Linked DNA regions of Homo sapiens: region 2 is linked to region 1. A link is a contact called in ENCODE Hi-C or POLR2A ChIA-PET data. All regions are on one chromosome and are shown on one strand. Each heading gives the region's core, a stretch centred on a gene start or an enhancer-like site at or near the end of the contact. The rest is flanking DNA. Distances are from core to core; before and after follow the strand shown. Region 1 holds the start of NFIA-AS1 (NFIA antisense RNA 1). Region 2 overlaps NFIA (nuclear factor I A).

The links. A loop is a pair of places that touch in the nucleus more often than their neighbours do. ChIA-PET counts read pairs that join two places held with the same protein, here RNA polymerase II (POLR2A). Pooled maps may share reads with other maps.
Region 2: a loop to region 1 is called in a map of Right ventricle myocardium inferior, with 1.9 times the contacts of the local background. The contact joins the enhancer-like site here to the promoter of NFIA-AS1 in region 1. A Hi-C loop is called at or near these places in 2 of 168 maps with a recorded cell type or tissue (Right ventricle myocardium inferior and aorta) and 1 of 50 pooled maps. POLR2A ChIA-PET finds 5 or more read pairs at or near these places in 13 of 52 experiments (CD8-positive, alpha-beta T cell, H1, MCF 10A and 9 more).

The regions. Positions count from the first base shown.
Region 1 is chr1:61,251,830-61,254,932 of GRCh38, reverse strand. NFIA-AS1 (NFIA antisense RNA 1) reads left to right here and starts at 1,415. Exons shown (of 4, transcript NR_104180.1): 1 at 1,415-1,522. All of the region lies in intron 2 of NFIA (nuclear factor I A), which reads right to left.
Region 2 is chr1:61,292,699-61,295,801 of GRCh38, reverse strand. All of the region lies in intron 3 of NFIA (nuclear factor I A), which reads right to left. Among named protein-coding and RNA genes, the nearest start is that of NFIA-AS1, 41 kb to the right of the region's middle. Within about 2 kb of position 1,526, at least 3 of the 41 ENCODE cell types and tissues checked have a DNase peak (open chromatin) inside an H3K27ac peak, as active enhancers do.

The sequences.
Region 1 (3,103 bases), core at 166-2,665:
GTTGTTGACATAATAAGCCCCCCTTACACTTTAATTACAATTCACAGTGTGCAAACTATGCAATCTGCTTTAAGGCAGACTGTCTTTTAAATCAACACTAAAATTCTACTACTAATATGGCAATGCAATGTAGCAGAGGAAGGGTGTGTCCACATGACTAACTATATGCAGATATCTGCCGTTTGGGAGACAGTGGGTAGCATTTGCCAAAATATAAAATGGTGTTGCTGACCCCAATTCTGGGAGATGGTACTTGAATCTTACTGTGCTCTGAGACTTCTTTCCATAGGCCACAAAAAGGTAATGCAATATACTTCATGTGTAGCATTTTACATTTGTATAACTACTATTTTTTTTCACATGGCTCCATAACTGTTCTATGTACTAATCTTGCCTATCCAACAGAAGGAGTGTTGAAGAACAGTGAATTTCTACTTCCCTATTTCTTCCCCTTTAAACCTAGGGCAGTGCCAGTGATGTTTAACACATGCTTCTAGAGTTGTGTCAATGCTCTATCATTTACTGGATCCTTGTATTTTGCTAACTACAGACCTGTGTAAGCTATATTTTTGCAATCAAAACATGAAAGGTCATTTTAAAACAGAGCCCATTTAAAATGATATGACAATGCAGGGAGCTGTTTAAAAAGTGCTAACACATAATTATAGTCTACAGTTTTCTCCAAAAACAACAGTGGAAATTAGTTACAATTCTATTACAGACAACTGCTATAAACTTAGGTGGGCTAACCTCTGAATGAACTATCCCAGTACTCTGGGAATTGCAATCTCATTTTCAGTGCCACAAATGACGTAAGATGGAACACACAAAACAAACCCACACAAAGTACTTTATGTTTATGAAGTCTTACTCAAACACCTTAGCTGAGCTAACCAGTATGTCTCACTGTAAAACACCACCACCACCAGTAACAACAAAATAAATAATCAAACAAAATAGAAGAAATCCAAATAGAAAAAAAAAGTTTTAAAAATAATAATGCCTATACTTGCTTTAATGAAGGATGTACCTGAATTACAAATGCCATCATGACAGATTAAATTAGCCAATAATTAGTCACTGCTTTATTTTTTTTTAGTGTCAAACAATGGTAGATACCAAGACAAGTAACAACAAAAGGCAAAAGAGTTTATTTTATTTAGACGTGGTCATTCTAACATAAGGAGAAGATGCATTTTCCTTTCAAAAATTGAGGTCTCTTTGGGCAAACTTTCAGTCCTTTGGCTATTAGGGTTTGTCTTCATGAAGGCAGACATAAAGCAATTCTGTTCTCTTCCTTATTTGAACACTTTCAGTCTTCACCTGGCTCTCTGCCACCCCAGCTAAACCACTTGACCTCTGATTACATAACAGTCCCCATCTGTGAGCTCAGCCATCCTCAGGAGATAGGAGGGGCCATGAGAAGCTCAAGTTCACCATGAGCCACAGCAGTAAGCCATGCTTTAGCCTCTGACCTGTGCTCCAATTTTGGTACAATGATTTCTGCCATGTTCTCCAACAGGTAAGCTCTACCTCAAGGACTAACTTCTGTACCTGTATTTGGTCAAGTGCCCTAGCTCATCTGGAACTGGAGATGTTGACTTGCTTTTCCCTACCTGCCTCCCAAGAACAAAATTCTGGCACGGAAACCCAGGCTAGCACGTGGAGCCCTATGACCCACTGACAGACTTCTCTGACACTAACCTTCTGCCTGGATTACTGTCATCTGCTTATGTTCTCTATTTCTTGGTTCTGTCCAACTTTTGGGACATTGAACTGCCAGTTAGACTTCCATGTTGTATAACACTCCACTAAGCTTACCAGCCAGTGCCTATACTCAGAGCATTTGGAACATGGCTGGACTGAACTTCTTTATGGAACTTCAAAACTACCAATCCCAGAATATCAACCTTCACGTAATTTCAGGTCCTGGCCCTTTACACATCTCATCCCAAGATATAAACTCTATCTGCCAATTCCCTTTTTTTCCCTTGGTAGGTAGGAAACAAAACATCTCTAAAACTCTGTAAAGAGTAGGAATACAAAATAGAATAGAAGTTACCTTATCCAGTACTGTTAGGGCCAGTTGTTGATTGGTTAATTTGAAAAAATGGATGAAGAAGATACTCATTAATGAGACATATGCACCTTAAACATTTTAACTTTGAGCATGTGTATGTACATTCTTTGGCCAATCTTTTTATGCAGAGGCAAAAATTTAAATTTAATAATGTCTGTTAATAATTGGAGCTCCACAGCATCTTTCTTATATAATGCGTATCTATAATGCATCATAAAAGATTTCCAGTTCCATTTACTTTAAGTAGTGGGAGAATTTAAAGATATTTCTAAAATAATCTAACAAAACTCTTATTTTTACAACCTTCTCTCATCTTCTGTAGTTATCTCACTGACATGTAATCTGACAGAAATTTTTGTAGCTTGCCTTTACTGATTCTTTCCAAGGCACTGGGTTAGTTTCATAGAAATAAAACTTTTCCATTTTGAACTTGCATGCCATTGGTTCACATAAATTTAATTAAATTACACAATGGTGATACAAATAAGACTAGTATAAACAGGTCCGGAATAACACAACTGACGTGGTAAGCACACAACTGGTAAAAACAATAGTGCTAGGATGTGGTAGTAGGTAACTGTTGGCCATGAAAATTCAACATGCCAAAGGAATCAGTATATTACAAAGAAAACAAAAAGTCTTGGTTCATCTTGCAAGCTGGTTAATACAGAGTTTCTACTATGAGGGTCTATCCAAAGAAAATATAATCCAAATATACATTGAATGGATATTGTGAGTAGGAATTGATGTTTGATGCATAATGCTTGATGCTGTGATACAATGTTGAAAAAGACATCTTTCCCAGCATTCTGGTATAGCTCTAATTTCTAATATCAAAAAGTAATTAGAAATAATTATAAGAAACTCCTCATTGGAGTTACTGTATTTTAAATGGTAACTGAATTGATACCTCTATCTACCTGCTGTAGGAGGCTTAATATTCAAGTTGATCTAAATATATTTAAAGAACACGAAAAATAGTCAGCTTACCTCCTAATACAGTATTTTCAAATTCTGAACTCT
Region 2 (3,103 bases), core at 277-2,776, 41 kb before region 1:
TACATATGGCTTGATTGTTCATAAAGTGCTTTCAGATACATCATATCATTAAATCCTTACTAAATCCTTGGGAGCAAAGAAGGGCAAGAAGCATTCGTGACTATTTTACAGACGAGGAAACTGAGGCACGGGAGGTCAGGTACCTTCCTAAGGCCAGTTACAATTAGTAAGTGTTTCTGTTCTTAAAGCGTTTCACAGCCAGGTGAGCGGTGGAGTCAAGGTAGGGTCTCCCTTTCTCTCCCACCCTTGCACTTGCCAAGCTCCAATTAGACGACCACACTCTTCCTTTCAACAAAGTTCTGCCCGAAAGAATTATCCAATGTACCACTTCGAACTTTACCCATGTTCTGAACCCAGTAAGATGATGAAAAAGACTGAGCAAGAGAGACACCATGTCTTTTATGTCTGCTAGGAAATATGAGGTGGACATTGCCTTTCTTTTCATACAGGTTCTTGCTTCAACTCTAACCCGGAGCCCACTCCTAGTTTACTCTGGCCTCCCTTTGCTGAATCTCTCTCAGCACAAAGATCTCTTCATGTCAGTCAGCTTTGCCATGGAATGAGTATTTCTCTCACACTTTGACTAGTTACAGCCACCTCTGCCTCGTATACAATTTTCTGTCAGAGTGCTGCACTTAGGACAGCTGATGGCTATGCGCATATGAGGATGGTGGTGGTGACGTAGACGGAAGACCCAGATGTGGAGCCTGAAATCCTGCTACTCCTAGCCAAGGCAAACCTTTCTCCCTCACTGGCAGCAAACATTTCACACCCTGCTCGAAACCATCTTGCTGTGTCTGCAGCCAGGGGGCCTCCAGGTACCAGAGTACCCACCCCAACATAGCAAGGAAAACTACAAGCTGCTTGACTGGACACTTAAGTACTGAATATCGAGTACTGAATATCGAGATAGACTGGGAATGACATGCTCTATACAGAAGTCCACTGAATACGGACAGCACTGTTCACCATCTTACCAGCGACAGACTCAGAGAGAGCTCACACTGCACACACTGCACCAGACAACAGGGATATAGCGAAGCATAAGAAATGCATTTAGTTCTGCATTTATAGTAAATATTTATTGAACATGTACTATGGGATAGGCACTGTGCTAAAGAGAAAACAGTGAGTAAAAAAGAAAAACAATCCTTGCTTTCATGGAGTTCGCAATCCACTTAATGTCTGCCTTTAAAGGCATTATTCAGAAAATCACACACATAAATGTAATATGAAAACTGTGTTAAACTGATTCAAAATCCTACACAAATGACTTTCCAATAACCTTTACAACTTATTGGCAAATGAAAAGAATGATTTCAATCGCCTTTCAAGTAACTTTTTTTTTGGTGAAACAGCAAGTGTAAGAAAAGCAGAGTAGAAATGTAGGAGAAAGAAAGCTGGACAAGGAACCGAACATCAAGGCTCTCAGTTCTACAATGAATCTGCTATTGGATGCATGAAACTTTACTTTTCTGTGCTTCATCACTCTTGTGACTAATGCCTGGAGCAGTATCTGCCATACAGCAGATGTTTAATAAATAAATATTGGTTGAATGAGTGAATATAATATGGGAAGATTTCATGTGAAGATTTTTGTAGTTCAATGTAAGCATTAAGAAATTGGAGATGAGAAGAGTCAAGTAACAAAGATGCATGTACTGTGCTTACACACCTGCAAATCAAACTTCTCTAGTAAACTGTGTCAAAGTGACCAAGTGGTCAGCAGGAAAATGTGGGAATCTGACCACTGGTCATACTTTTTCACTGCATCCCTCAGGCTTGGATTGTATTATAATTTAAACTCAACAAATGGACTTTTTCTGATTCCAACTCAGTAGGCTAGTACCCTGGCTAGCAACTTCACTGGTGCCACTCTAAGCCTTCTCTTCAATATTTACAGAATAAAAAGCAATTTTGGTTTGAGCTTTGAGCACATTAGATTTTGACAGCTTGGAAATGTCATTCTCAAAGCAAGGACTTCTCACATGCATAGAATTCTGGCTCTTAACTATTCTATAAATGCAAATGCAAATATCCTTGACCAGAAAACCTTGAGCATCATGTTCTAAGAATGTTAGTGAGATTACATGAAGTTCTTTTTAACTGTATTAGTTTCCATCCAACATCTACTAAATTGAATTAGAGTAAAGTGGGGAAGGCCTAGGTTCGAAAGGTGGATGCCAAAGAAGTCACATTTTAATTTCATCTCCATCTCTCATTTATGGATGCTTTCTAGCTGTCAGCCAGTCAGTCAGCAAGCTTCATTCCAAGGGAAACACGCTGGGTGACTGGCCATCCAAGAATTCAACATGATATGACTGGCGTATTTGAAACTGTTCAGAAACACTATGTCTTAGCCAAGCTGCAGCTTTACATGCTGGGTCCTTTCTGCCCCTAGGCCTTTACCCATAATGTTCCTTTTGTTTAACAAGGACTTTGCATCTTCCCTCTCATACACACAGAAACTGCAAATTCCATCTATCATTTTGTCAAGAGTGCCAGAATCCATTGATTGGGAAATATCTTGATGGCACATTTCTTATTTACAAAGGAGATTCCCAAGAACATAAATTTGCAAGGCTCAAGGAAAACTAAAGAAGAACAAGGAGAGGCTCAGAGAAGAGAGGGAGGGAGGAAGAGAGGGCAATGGTAACATGGCAGAGTGACCTAAGTGCTCTTAAAAACAGAGTTGTTTAAAATCAATGTGATGCGGTTAGTATGTTCTGAGACTTTACTGAAGTGCCCAAACTCGCCCTCCTACAACTTCACCAAAGCCAGCTGTACACATAATTTCTACAGGTAGATCAGACAGAAATACAGAGAAGGTGCTCAACCCAACATACGGGCACAGGACATGGAAAAGAGCATTGCACGACTTGGGGGAAGATCTATAAAGTAAACTAACTCAGCAGGTGCAGGAACTGACAGCTAGAAGAAAACTTTTGCTGTAAGCATCCCCAGAAATGCACAGAAATACTGGGATAGGCTTTAGATTTCCTCAGGTTGTGGAATGGGGGGTTTGAGCTAATTTTAAGGAGCAAGAAAGCTCTAAGTAACATCTAGGAACATGTATACACTTCAGCATTTAGGTCAAATACCT